2 separate regions of the Homo sapiens genome follow, and region 2 is linked to region 1. A link is a loop called in an ENCODE intact Hi-C map of the cell type or tissue named here. Cell type or tissue: dorsolateral prefrontal cortex. All regions are shown on one strand. Links, peaks and the distances in the headings refer to the core of each region. The heading gives the core; the rest is flanking DNA.

Region 1 (7,537 bases), core at 1,209-5,208:
GAAAACTCACGTGCAAGCCGAGCACACATGTGCCTGTAGTTCCAAGTACATGGGAGGCTGAGGCAGGAGGATCATTTGAGTCAGGTGTTCAAGGCTGCAATGAGCTATGATTATGCCACTGTGCTCCAGCCTGGGTGACAGAGGGAGGTCCCATCTCAAAAACAAAAACCAAAAAGACCTGTGCAAGCTGGTGACCATCAGATAAGCGAGATGAGGGTATGGCCAAGCTCAGGGGAAAAACCTTGCCTGTGGTAACACGTCTTTTACTGATACTTGGAAGGAAGCTTGAGAGGCTGTTGGGCCCATCTGAAATATATTCATGAGTCCATCACTGCTAAATCATTAAACAGATTTAAGGCATATGTGTTGCATCAAGAGAATAGGCTTAAAACACCAAGTGCCTCCTGACCAAGATGATCATGGGAAACGAGTCTCAGTGCTCAACCCATGAATTATCTGGCCACACTGACCATTTCTCATACCAGAGATACTTTTTTGATGCGATCCTCAAACCCCAAGGATTCCCAAGAGTGGGAGCCACAGACAAAACAACACAGGAACAATAATTCGATATAAATGCATTTAGCCACTTCTCCAAACACCAAGATGCAGCAGACAAGACAATCCCTTTGCTCTGGATATCAGGAGCTTGGACAAAAGAAGAAACAAAGTTCACAAATTGTTTGTCTTTAGGATATGACACAGTGAGAGAAGTGGTGAAAGTTATTTGTTTGTTATGCTTAAATGTATAGTTTAAGAGTTAAAATTCCGGCCTGGCGCAGTGGCTCATGCCTGTAATCCCAGCACTTAGGGAGGCCGAGGTGGACGGATCACAAGGTCAGGAGTTTGAGACCATCCTGGCTCACACAATGAAACCCCATCTCTACTAAAAGTACAAAAATTAGCCAGGCGTGGTGGCAGGCACCTGTAGTCCCAGCTACTTGGGAGGTTGAGGCAGGAGAATCACTTGAACCCAGGAGGTGGAGGATGCAGTGAGTCGAGATCACGCCACTGCACTCCAGCCTGGGCAACAAAGCGAGACTCCATCTCAAAAAAAAAAAAAAAATTGTGTAAGTGTATATTTTCTACTGATACAGTAAAGACATTAACAAGGAAGTTGTTTGCTTAATAATACAGCAACTTCACAGCCATATCTAGGAAAATGCATGTTTAATGACTTAAATCAAGTTTATTAAGCAATTTTGTTTAAGATGTGGGAGCTTCTTAAAATTCTTGGTGCTTATTCATCAGACCACTTATAAACAACTTGAACTCCATATTTATAATTCTAGTGAATTTATCTCTATTCAATATTTATAAGTCATTATAAAATATCTCAATTCTTCAAAAAGTATAATAAGTATAAAGACTAAAGGAACAGGTTTTGAAATCAGACAGACCTGATGCATCTTGAGATTTAATGGCTATGCAACTTTGGACAAATTACTGAACTTTGGACAAATTACTAAGCTTTGTTTTTATCATTAGTAAGATAGTTTTGTTTTGTTTTGAGACAGGGTCTTGCTCTGTCACCCAGGCTGGAATGCAGTGACACGATCACAGCTCACTGCAGTCCTGACCTCCCAGGCTCAAGCAATCATCCCTCCTTAGCCTCCCTAGCAGCTGGGACTATAGGTGTGGGCCACCATACCTGGCTAATTTTTTTTCTGAGGATTTTCTGAGGATTACATGAGATAATGTTCATAAGACCTGACACATAGTATATTATCAATAAATGATAGTGCAGCTTATTCAAATTTAGTTTATTAAAGATGTTTTAATATCCACATTAAGTCTCATTTGGTCTTTTTTTTTTTCTTATTCAGAGTCTTGCTCTGTAGCCCAGGCTGCAGTCCAATGGTGAGATCTCAGCTCACTGCAACCTCCACCTCCCAGGTTCAAGCAATTCTCCTGCCCCAGCCTCCTGAGTAGTGGGGATTACAGGCACCCACCATCATGCCTGGCTAATTGTTTGTATTTTTAGTAGAGACAGAGTTTTGCCATGTTGGCCAGGCTGGTCTTGAACTCCTGATCTCAGGTGATCAACCTGCCTCAGCCTCCCAAAGTGCTGGGATTACAGGAATGAGCCACCGCGCCTAGCCTCATTTGGTCTTATACACAATTTCTGCTTTCCCACTCAGACACTTTCATTCAAATATATACCAAGGTAGTCCCCCAATATCCATTCTCTTTACATTAAGTGAATAACATGTACATATTGATTTTTATGAATATATTCACAGATTTGCAGAATTTCAGAGTTAGAAGAACATAAACTAGACTATGCTTCATTTCTCAGATGAGAAAAATGGAGGCATAGCCACGTTAGATCATCTTTCCCACAGTGACATGATCCAGGTCTCCTAATTTCTAGTACTTGATTCTTTCTGAGGTGAAGTGACCACAAAGCAAACAACATTTTCTTTTATATCTTGTATATTCGAGGTGCCAGGGGTTTTTATTTTGTTGTGGATGAGCTAAATAGGTCTATCTGTTTGTTAGGATAGCACACTTTATGTTTCCTGTCTTCAAAAGCAATGGTTTTTAGTCTGATTCAAAATAAATACAATGGGGTCATGTTTCTTCAAAAGAAAAAAATATAGTGAGCATAGATGAGATTAAAATTGCATTACTGTTTTCAAGTGATGTCCCTCACTATCAAAAAGCAAATCACACAAAGGTGAACGGAGTTGGGCCACTAATACTCAGTGCAGGATCTTTCATATATACAGTACTCATAAAACTACTGAACCACCCGTGACTGGGCACGGGTTTTGAGCTGCTACTTCATCTTCCTTGCTGTGGCTCCTTAATGTTCTTAGTGTGAAGACAAAATCCTTCACCTCACTACGAGGCCATGCAAGATCCATCTACTGCCTACTTCCCAGGCCTCTCTTCACCTCTCTCTGATACCTCTGCCTTGCCATCCAGCCCTCCTGGCTTTCTTTCAGCCTCTGGTATTCTCCTCGCTCCCTCCTGCTACAAGGCCTTGCACATGTTCCTTCTGTGTGAATGTTCCTTTCTCTCCTTCTTACCTAGGCAACTCATCTTTATCTTTCAGATCTCAACAAATGGATCACTCCTCTGACATCTCCAACTGGTTCAAAACCTCACTGTAGAACTATATGAACCACCTATTTCTCCTTTCTTCCTCATAGGCTTTGTCAGTCACAATTTAAATTTGTGATTGTATGATTACTGTCTATCTTCACCACCACACTCAAAGCAAATGACAGTGACTATGTTTCTGCTTATCATTGAGTCTCCAGGACCTCTTGCCCTGCGTCTATCTGACACAGAAAAGAGGCTCAACAAATATTTTTGGACATTGGTTAAATGAATGAATACATGAATGCATGACTGATGGAATGAGGAAGGAATGAATGAACGTCATATGCTGAACCAGCATACTTGTTGCATTAAATTTATTTGAATGGCTTTCCCCAGTCTTTAATCTGATAGCACAATACATATACATATACAAGTAAAATAAAGCACAATTGATGACAAGAAGAAAGAAACTAAAGGGAAAAAATCCTCAACATTTCAAAAGTGGGATTACTTGATTAAAGAATCAGAATGAGACACATGAGACTAGGACGCCACCTTGTGGTTTATTTTCACATTTACCATTTTCGACCTGCTTTCAGAACAACTTCAGAAAGTTCAACCTGGAACTTTTGTACTTCAGAAAAAGCGAGTGTGTGTTGTTCAACCCCATGTGTCCATGTGTTCTCATCATTCAGCTCCCACTTATGAGAACATGTGGCAGCCCTCTCCCTCTCCCTCTCCCCATGGTCTCCCTCTCCCCACGGTCTCCCTCTCCCTCTCTTTCCACGGTCTCCCTCAAATGCCGAGCCGAAGCTGGACTGTACTGCTGCCATCTCGGCTCACTGCAATCTCCCTGCCTGATTCTCCCGCCTCAGCCTGCCAAGTGCCTGCGATTGCAGGCGCGCGCCGCCACGCCTGACTGGTTTTCGTATTTTTTTGGTGGAGACGGGGTTTTGCTGTGTTGGCCAGGCTGGTCTCCAGCTCCTAACCGCGAGTGATCTGCCAGCCTCGGCCTCCCGAGGTACCGGGATTGCAGACAGAGTCTCGTTCACTCAGTGCTCAATGTTGCCCAGGCTGGAGTGCAGTGGCGTGATCTCGGCTAGCTACAACCTCCACCTCCCAGCCGCCTGCCTTGGCCTCCCAAAGTGCCGAGATTGCAGTCTCTGCCCGGCCGCCACCCCGTCTGGGAAGTAAGGAGCGTCTGCCTGGCCGCCCATAGTCTGGGATGTGAGGAGCCCCTCTGCCCGGCTGCCCAGTCTGGGAAATGAGGAGCACCTCTTCCCGGCCGCCATCCCGTCTAGGAAGTGAGGAGCGTCTCTGCCCAGCCGCCCATCGTCTGAGATGTGGGGAGAGCCTCTGCCCCGCCGCCCCGTCTGGGATGTGAGGAGCGCCTCTGCCCGGCCACGACCCTGTCTGGGAGGTGAGGAGCGTCTCTGCCCGGCCGCCCCATCTGAGAAGTGAGGAGCCCCTCCGCCCGGCAGCCGCCCCGTCTGAGAAGTGAGGAGCCCCTCCGCCCGGCAGCCACCCCGTCTGGGAAGTGAGGAGCGTCTCCGCCCGGCAGCCGCCCCCTCCGGGAGGGAGGTGGGGGGCAGCCCCCGCCCGGCCAGCCGCCCCGTCCGGGAGGTGGGGGCGCCTCTGCCCGGCCGCCCCTGCTGGGAAGTGAGGAGCCCCTCTGCCCGGCCGCCACCCCGTCTGGGAGGTGTACCCAACGGCTCATTGAGAACGGGCCATGATGACGATGGCGGTTTTGTGGAATAGAAAGGGGGGAAATGTGGGGAAAAGATAGAGAAATCAGATTGTTGCTGTGTCTGTGTAGAAAGAAGTAGACATAGGAGACTCCATTTTGTTCTGTACTAAGAAAGATTCTTCTGCCTTGGGATGCTGTTGATCTATGACCTTGCCCCCAACCCTGTGCTCTCTGAAACATGTGCTGTGTCCACTCAGGGTTAAATGGATTAAGGGCGGTGCAAGATGTGCTTTGTTAAACAGATGCTTGAAGGCAGCATGCTCGTTAAGAGTCATCACCACTCCCTAATCTCAAGTACCCAGGGACACAAACACCGCGGAAGGCCGCAGGGTCCTCTGCCTAGGAAAACCAGAGACCTTTGTTCACATGTTTATCTGCTGACCTTCCCTCCACTATTGTCCTATGACCCTGCCAAATCCCCTTCTGCGAGAAACACCCAAGAATGATCAATAAAAAACAACAACAAAAAAAAAAAAAAAAAAGGAAAAGCACCATTATAAACTATGGCAATAGAGGGGAGTGGAATTTTGCTTAACTATCGCTTCCATGCCGTAATCCCAAAGAGTTGGCCCAAACATTACCTATCATTTATTTTTATTTTTCATTTTAATTCAATATTGAATTAATATAGAACAGCATTATATATATGCTATTCTCTCTATATAATATATAATATATAGAATAGCGTATTATAACATTATATATAATATATAACATAGCATTATATATGTTATGCTATTATATATATAATATATAAATATATAATATGTATTTATCAATTAAACCAAGAAGTAGACTTCTAGGACTTCACTTGAAAAGAATTATATGCAGGCTGAGCCCATCATACTGCTATTCTTTTTTTTTTTTTTTTTTTTGAGACGGAGTTCTTGCTGTCGCCCAGCCTGGAGTGCAGTGGCGCGATCTCTGCTCACTGCAGGCTTCACCCACCGGGTTCACCCCATTCTCCAGCCTCAGCCTCCCGAGCAGCTGGGACTACAGGTACCCGCCACCTCGCCCGGCTAGTTTTTTTGTATTTTTAGTAGAGACGGGGTTTCACCGTGTTAGCCAGGATGGTCTCAATCTCCTGACCTCGTGATCTGCCCGCCTCGGCCTCCCAAAGTGCTGGGATTACAGGCGTGAGCCACTGCGCCAGGCGATGCTATTCTTATATGAATGACAGCTCTACATTTCTGTCTACATATATAATGCTATATATATGCTATGCTATTCTATATATTATTCTATATATAATATATGTTATGCTATTCTATATTATTCTATATATGATATAGAACATATCCTATATATTATTCTATTATATATGTTATGCTATTCTATATATTATTCTATATATAATATAGAATATATTCTATTATATGTAATATAGAATATATTCTATTATATGTAATATAGAATATATTCTATATATATAATATAGAATATATTCTATTATATGTAATATAGAATATATTCTATTATATGTAATATAGAATATATTCTATATATATAATATAGAATATATTCTATTATATGTAATATAGAATATATTCTATATATATAGAATATATTCTATTATATGTAATATAGAATATATTCTATATATATAGAATATATTCTATTATATGTAATATAGAATATATTCTATTAGAATATATTCTATATTATATATATATTCTATATTATATATATATAATAGAATATATTCTATATCATATTATATAATATATAATTATATATTATATAGAATATATAGAATAGCATAATATATAGCATATATAATATATAGCATATGTATAACATATAGCATATATAATATATAGCATATGTATAACATATAGCATATATAAATATAGCATATATAACTCATATTATATATGCATATATAATATATTATATATGGAATAGCATAACATTTATATAATGCTGTGTTATATAATAGGTAAAGGTATAAATAATCAAATGAGAATCAATACCTTTGTACCCACCACCCAGCTTAGCACTTAGCACCACTAGTACTTTGAAAGCCCTTTGTGTACTTTTTCTTTTCTCCATCTTCTCCATTCCCCATTCCCCACTATTTTATTTTTATTTATGGTTTACCATCTATATGTCTATCAATGAACAATATTTTTAATTTAGCATTTTAAAACTTCATATAATATGGGATTATACTCTATTTGACTTGCTTATTAAGTTAAACATTATTTTCCTGGAATTCATCATGTTGATAAGTGGAGATGCAATCCATTTTTTTTTTTTTTACTACTCTGTAGTATTTCATTGTATGACTATACCACAACATATTTACCCACTCTACTCTTGATAGACAGTCAGCTTGCTTCCAATTTGGGTGTATTATGAATGGTGCTGCTGTGAACATTCTTGTACACATCTGGCGCACACATGCGGGGATTTCCCAGAGGTTGAATTGCTGGGTGTGGGAATCTCCAAATTTAGATAATATCAAATGTTTTCCAGTTTATTTTATTATGCCAATTTATACTCCCACCATTAGTGTATGAGACTTTTCATTGTTCTATATTCTTGGCAACAGTTGATATTGCCAGATTTTTCCATTTTGCCTCTTTGATGAGTGTAAACAGTATCTCTTTTGTTTTAGTTTGCATTTCCCTGATCATGAAAAGAGGTTGATTCTGTTTTCAAAGATTTATTGGTCACCCTTGTTTCTTCTGAAAAGTTCCAGTTTCAGTCTTTTGCCTCATTCTTTCATTTCTTCAC
Region 2 (7,537 bases), core at 1,731-5,730, 240 kb before region 1:
TAAAGTTTCCATTTTATGGGAAAACATCATTGTCTTAAACAGCTTCTGTAGCACTTTGGCTCCTCTCTTCACCACGACTTTTCTTTTTTCTTTTTTTTTATTGAGATGGAGTCTCACTCTGTCGCCCAGGCTGGAGTGCATTGGCACGATCTCGGTTCACTGCAACCTTCACCTCCCAGGTTCAAGCAATTCTCCTGCCTCAGCCTCCTGAGTAGCTGAGACTACAGGCACACGCTACCATGCCCGGCTAATTTTTGTATTTTTAGTAGAGACAGGGTTTCGCCATGTGGTCAGACTTGTCTCAAACTCCTGACCTCAGGTGATCCGCCCTCCTCGGCTTCCCTAAGTGCTGGGATTACAGGCGTGAGCCACCGCGCCCGACCACCACGACCTTTCTTTTGGAGAAAGTGATACCTACGGCCATGGTTTCCAAACTTGTTTGACAGCACTTTATGCCCCAGAATATAAACAGACAAAATTAGTATTTATTAGTGTATTTCCTCTATATAATTCATTTATAACATTGGCTTATAAAATCAGTTGTTGAATACAACTAGTATTTTGTTTTAGAAAATAATTTGAAATCAGCCTCGATATTTCATTTTTGGCCTTAATTAGTTTAGGTTATACAGTATTGAGAAAAATCCTGAATCAACCATGTAAAGTCTTTACAAATAGTGGAACTTCTGAACAACGTTCCCATCCCTTGCAATTTCAACATAGCCTTCAATTAAATGGATGTCCTCAAAAGAGCAAATAGGAACATTTCTATTCAAAAATTGGATCATCAATAATATGTAAAAATTGCTCCTTTCTCATAAATATAGAGATTGGAAGAGAAGCATTCAAAATTTACAGTAAGTATTCCAAACTATATTGAATGAGGTAACTTGTCATTTATATTTGCACTACTGTGCCGTTATGCTGGAAACAGAATTTGTTCTGAATAGATCCTTGCACTTGACTTGGCATTTAATGGAGTGCAATTGTCAGTGTAAGATTTATATAGTTATACCCAAGTAGACGTGAGCAGTCCTGATTTTTTTTCTTTTCCTTTTTTTTTAAATTTTCTTTTTGTTTTTTTAATTTAAGCTTTCTTTAAAGTTCGGGAGTACATGTGCAGGTTTGTTATATAGGTAAATTTATGTCATGAGAATTTGTTGTGCAGATTATTTCATCACCAGGTACTAAGCCTAGTTCCCATTAGTTATTTCTCCTGATCCTCTCCCTCCTCCCACCCTCCACCCTCCAAAAGGCCTTAGAGTGTGTTGCTGCTTCTACGTGTCCATGTGTTTTCATCATTAAGCCCCCACTTATAAGTAAGAACTTGCAGTATTTGGTTTTCTGTTCCTTAGTTTGCTAAAGCAAACTAACCCCAGCTCCATCCATGTTCCTGCAAAGGACATGATCTCATTTCTTTTTATGGCTGCATAGTCTTCCATGGTGTATATGCATGTGGTGTACCACATTTTCTTTATCCAGTCTACCACCGACAGGCATTTAGGTTGATTCCATGTCTTTGCTATTGTGAATAGTGCTGCAATGAGCATACACATGCATATGTCTTTGTAACAGAATAGTTTATATTCCTTTGGGTATATATCCACTAATGAGATTACTGGGTCCAATGGTATTTCTGTTTTTAGGTCTTTGAGGAATCGCTACACTGTCTTCCACAATGGTTGAACTAATTTACACTCCCACCGACAGTGTATAAGAGTTCCTTTTTCCCTGCAACCACACCCGCAAGTCTTAAATTTTTAAATGAACATTTAGGCACCATTACATTTCTAATTAATGATACATTTAGGAGAAGTAAAAGTATTTCCACTGAAGGCAGAAGAAATGTATTTTGAGTTTATACAAAATGAGTAAACCTGAGAGTACAAGATAAAGTAGGAGTGATATTAAAGAGTTAAAATTTAATATATAGTACCCTGAACACACATGCCACTTCTATTCTTTTTTACAAAATAGTTGAAGTTTATGTCTAGAATAAAATTCAAACCAAACATTTGAGGATCCCTGAAGCACTTTGCAGAATTCCTCTAGTGTCTGGCATAGTGCCTGACATAAAATAAGTAATGAATATCTGTTGAATGGATAGTATATTCTAGTTTGAAAATTCATGGGCATCATCTAGCAAAGGTTTCTCAAGACTCTTTTAGCCTCTCAAGGGGAGGTAAAACAGAAAACTAAGTCATTCTGGGCTGCTATCTACCTTTGGTACTTAACTACCATTAAGCTTATTTTTCATGACCATTTTACAATGGAGGTATTTACATGTGTAACTGGAGGTCTGTAAGGAAAGTATCATTATCCCAATATTGTAGCTTATAAAAATCAAGGCAGAATAATACTTACTAGAGTCTATTAATGAGTAAAGTGTGGACTTGTAATTTAGAACCTGGGCATGGGGCCCCATAGGACATGCTGCCCCTCCCTCATCTCTCTGCCCTTGGTACTCTCCACCTCTCCCTCCCCATCTCCCCAGTTTCTCATCTCCCTGATGAGCTAAAAGCATTATATATAATTTAAAGCCTAGTTGAATTTTGGAGTTGGTCAGAAACAGCTATCATGGCTAGTTCACATAAAAGAGGATTGAAATGATAATATGCAGTATATACACTATACATACCATATAATTAACAGTGTAAATAGAAACCATTTCTACACATCGTGTGTATAGAATCAATTTCTGAAGGCTTGGAATAAACTACATTGCCTATCATATCTGAGGATTTCACAGTAAAAGGGCTTTCCTATTGAGAAATGAACAATTATTCTTCCCTCTATAACTTTTAAGAGTTGCTTAAATATTTTAGCTCTCTTTCTCCTAGAAAATGGAGACTGTACTAAACAAATAAACATAGAGTGTTAAAATGTCCCTGCTGATAATTTTACTGAACCTCTGAAAAATCATCTCTGTTGCATAAATAATGCTGGAGACAATAGTCAAGGATCAGGGTTTTTCAGCACACAATGTAGGCTTTGTACAGTGGATGTTTTCCCTGTTTTTTTTTTTTTCTCCTCGATAGAGTGGTAACAAAAGTAGAGCTTTCCCACTTTGTCCCAGAGATGGGGGTTTTAAGTCTATTGAGGGCAACTTTGTGCCTTATCTAAGCCTCTCACCATGGGCAACTTAGGAGGAAAGGCTGGCTTCGTTGGTCCCTGGACAGGAAAGAGGGGCCACTGTGGGGACAAGGAACAGGTCTCTGCTTAAGTGGATCTGACAGCTTTGCATTAAAAAAGATGTTTATCCTTGTTTATGGCATATCCCTTCTCCTTTTATAATTCCCATGATTGGTGTTACTTTTTATAGTAAGCCTGACTGTCTGGGAAGGATCCACATTGTTCCAATGCCTTAGAAAGCAAAGGGAAGGGTGAGAAACCTTCAGAAATGCTATCTGCAGAAGATTCTTCCTTTTAGAATCTACAGAGCAAATGAACTCTTTGTGTGTTCGCTCAAGCACATATATGCAGTATATATAACATGGGCGCTTTTTGAATGGGTGACTTAAATGAAAGAATTATAGCTTTTCTTTATATACTTCTGCAGCTTCTTTGGTATGTTGACTATATTTTCAAATTAATATTGGTTATTAATAATTCGTTTGCTCAAAGTTATATTCTAATGTCACTTTTTGTGGTGTAATAACTGGAAAGAATCCTACTGTCTTTAACGTTTAGAAATACCTATGGAAAACTCCAAAAACACTCTGATCTACTTTAACTATTTACACTGTCATTGTAGTAAGAAAAGTAAGGAAACTTCCAACTAGAGTTTAATTTTGAAGAGGATGCAGGGTATCTTTTAGAAAGATTTTCTTAATCATTTGGATTAATCCTGACTTTCAACTCTAGATAAAAAATAGGATATCCCATAAGAAGGATTTGCAACATGTAGGGAATTTTTTGCCAACCAGGAAAAGCTCCCAGGGTCTAAGTTATTAAAGTTACATTTATTGGTGATTATGTCTATTTCCTGTATAAAATGAAATTTCAAAACAAACACTTGAGTCAAGAAAAGTCAACTAAATGACATGGTTTTTATACATGTAAAAGAAGTGGTCATTTTCAAAGGGGCTCATATGGCTTGGTAGATGAACTAAAATGAATGTGAGAGCTTAACATCAACTCCTGACAAACTCTGATACAGTTGTAGACAGACAGACAGACACACACACACACACACACACACACACACACAAAGAGTTCACAAGGAAAATAGACAAACTGCCCAGAGACACCCAGATTTAATCTCATCAAGGGGCTCTTGAGATGTTGTAAACCAAGTAACTAGAGTTTGACTAGTTGAGACTGTCCCTAGACCTTCTGGGTAGGATTAATTCCATGTAATTCTCTATAGCCCTTTCTAATTGGTTGAGATGTATGAGACGCCACACATAATGGAATCACTTAGCCATCTGCATCTCACATGAGCAGATGTGATGTATATATTTTCAAATAAAAAAAAAACCATTCTCTTAAGAAGAAGAGAAGCCAGAAATTGGTTCTACCTTTACAGGAACATAGTGCATACCTTTCTTCCCAATACTGTGATAAACATAAATGGTTAACACCAAAGCTGCTACATCAGCAATTCCACCCCTGGGAGAAGGGACAAATTATATTGTAAATGAACCTAGCTGCTGCAGAGCCCAGGGCTCCACTCTAGGTTGGACTTTTGAGTTTTGGTAAAAGTAAATATTGACATTAAGAGCAACTCTACCAAGCCCTGTGCAAGTACGCAAACTGATATCATCTTATAAAATAGATCTTCAAGAAATTAAATGGTAACAAAAATAACATACACCAGATGGAACACTTACACAAATCTGTGCCTACTACCCACCAAAATACTTACTCATTCTGATTGAGTTAGGAAATAAAAAGCACTGGTATGACATGAAGGTTACACAGTCAGCTAGTTAGTTGAATTTCTCACTTTTCAATTTGTTTGTTACAGTACTATATAAACACAACCTGAGCCCACAAGTCATTACAGTAAACCAAACTCAAACAAAAAATAGTCCAACAGTACACAGTGACCACCATACACACTTAATACTCATTCTTTACTCTACCCAAACACATCCTAATGAGAGCTAGATACTGTTTGGCATTAGCAAATTGTTACTAGTGAACCATTGGCTGGCAGCTGGCAAGAGAGATACTATTCTCCTTCACCTCAAAGAAGAAACCTTTTCTGGATTAACAAGGAACTGACTTAGAGGAAGGCCTTCCCCAACTCTAACCATCCAACGGCTTTTTAAAATTTTATAGTCCCTTCCAAAACCTTATTCAGGGTTGTAGAAGAATTCTAAACCACAACATTTTCCTAATCCAAGATCACTCACTAAAATCAAAATCTATGGATATATTTTTGATAAATTTTGCCTGCTACCATCTTAAGAAGGCTACATAAGGCAAATGGTCACCCAGAAATGGTCACCAAGTGTCAAAGCTCTGGAGGGCAGCATGGGATTGTTTCCTGGTCAAGTGTACTACACCGACTTTGCCCTGCTCATCCCCTCATTCTTTCTTTTCTCTGCCCATCATAAGTGGACTTGGTATCATCCCTCCTCCTCACATTCATGATAGAATGGACCACATTCCCCCAAGATAGTTTCCTCTACCTGGAATACTCTTCCCTCACTCAGTCATGTTGCTGCCCAAATATCACTCAGTTATCACAAAGGCCTCCCCTAACCCCTCTATGTAAACTAACCCAGCAACACCATCTCTCTCTATTTAGTTATTCTGCATTGTTCTTCCTCGTAGCCCTGACTTGCAATGTTTGTATTTTGGCTGCTTCTCCCCCATTAGTATGTCAGCTCCTTGGGGTCAGGACTTTGCATTTTTTTGGTGTTCAATGTTGTATCCTCTAATACCTGGCACAGTACCTGGCAAATAGTCTGCCCTTATGAGATATTTATTTTACAAATTGATAAGTGAATGATAAGAGGCCTTTGCCTAGAGTTTTCAGAAGCACTTAAGCCATTTATTGAATTTTTATGGTATGTGGCACCCAAATTTTTTGTGTGGTTCAGAGACAAGACATTAAAGCAGAGGACCTGGGGATTTCCTTCAGGCTACAGGACAACCCAGAGTTGGTCAGTGATTGGTGAAGGCCACTGTGGTCTGATTACAGGATTAAAATCCTTAGTCTGTATTCAAAGTCCTCTAGCATATGGCTCCACTTTACTTTTCATCCTTCTGGTTCTTGGAGTAAGCATATATATTCTCAGTCAAACTGAGCTATTTTCTACCAGGTGTGTTCATCTCTGCCACTGTACTCTATTTATGATATTCTATTTGCCCCAAAATGCTCTTTCTACCCTTCCCATTCTTCCCAGCACTGCTTGCCCATCACCATGTATCTAAATTTCACTTCATGCCTCCCTCAAGACCTCCTCTAGGAATCATGCCTTCCATTAAAGTCTTCTTGTCTGACATCACCATCACCAGCTTCACCCTGGCTGGAAGGGGTCTCTCCTCTCCACTGTCACCATCATGATCTCCTTCTCCCCTGTGGAATTACCCCTCTCTACTATGTATCTGTAGGCTTTGGTCGTTTGTTTTTATTTGCTTTTTTTTTATGAGCCTTAGCTTTTCGATTAGACCAAGCAGAAGTTTTCTTTGTTTTTCTTAATCTGCCTCTACCTAGTTCACAAGTCCAAAGCATTGCTTGTTCATAGTAATTCTCAATTGCAGGGTACACATGGCAAGATCGAAAGAGGGGGAGTGGGGCAGAGTATCTGATTCTAGAGTGAGGAGAATGTATATATCCTAAAAAAAGGTTTCTTGCCTCTTGCCATCCCACCCTGTAATTTGTGACATCCCAAATAACCTTCTCATGCTTCAGATTCACCATACTAGGCTAGAACAGTACATGTATTATTTACCATTGCATCCCCTACTGTGTCCAACACAGTGCCCTGAATTTACTGGGTACAGAACAAATGTTTGATGAATGAATGAATGCATTCATGGGAAACCTTTCCGTTCCTTTGTACCTAGCACCTCCCTGATCCTAGGTTGGAAACACACATCCTTAAGGCAGGCTATAAAATACCTTCATCTTTAATCCTTATCCCCCTCCACAGACACCCACACCCTCTGACCAGGCATTTATCTCAGGGCACAAAATGCCATTTGCCTGCTGATCAAAGGCTGTGGGAATGGGCGGCAGGAGCAGCTGTGCTCAGATCCCGCCCACACCCTTCCTGTTTGCAGCAGCCCACCCCAGGGGCTATTATGCTTTCGGCAGGCTAAGGAGAGTCCCTCCTCCCTCCCCTCCTTCCCTGGTCCTTGCAGACACTGTGGGTCTGAAGTGGCAGCCCCTCGCCCCTGGAGCCTGCTCTCAGCATTTCATTGTCCCCAGGCAAGACATAGATAGCGGGCCAGACGCTCCTTTCCCCTTTCCTGGGACTCTGATAAGGCAATGAAAACAGTTCTCTATTTTCCTGCACAAAAGCTGACATACAAGAATGGGGTGGAGCATAAGTGATAACCAGCTAGAATTTGTTGCTTT

What was found. Hi-C counts contacts between places; a loop is a spot of excess contacts. Peaks named below come from ENCODE experiments on the same cell type or tissue, not always from the same donor. Only the 100,000 strongest peaks of a DNase experiment are listed, where the experiment ranks them.
Region 2: it touches region 1 in a loop (2.5-fold over the local background); 20 of 110 quality-filtered maps call a loop at or near these places.

The regions. Positions count from the first base shown.
Region 1 is chr6:125,766,393-125,773,929 of GRCh38, forward strand. No RefSeq gene overlaps it. Among named protein-coding and RNA genes, the nearest start is that of TRE-CTC1-7, 10 kb to the right of the region's middle. RefSeq lists an enhancer at 4,417-5,339. In dorsolateral prefrontal cortex, for the core only: CTCF peaks have their summits at 3,598 (motif pointing left) and 3,802; a DNase peak (open chromatin) is centred at 3,615.
Region 2 is chr6:125,521,558-125,529,094 of GRCh38, forward strand. No RefSeq gene overlaps it. Among named protein-coding and RNA genes, the nearest start is that of LINC02523, 150 kb to the right of the region's middle. RefSeq lists an enhancer at 6,522-7,537. In dorsolateral prefrontal cortex, for the core only: no CTCF peak of the experiment used is centred there; no DNase peak of the experiment used is centred there; H3K27ac peaks cover 278 bases.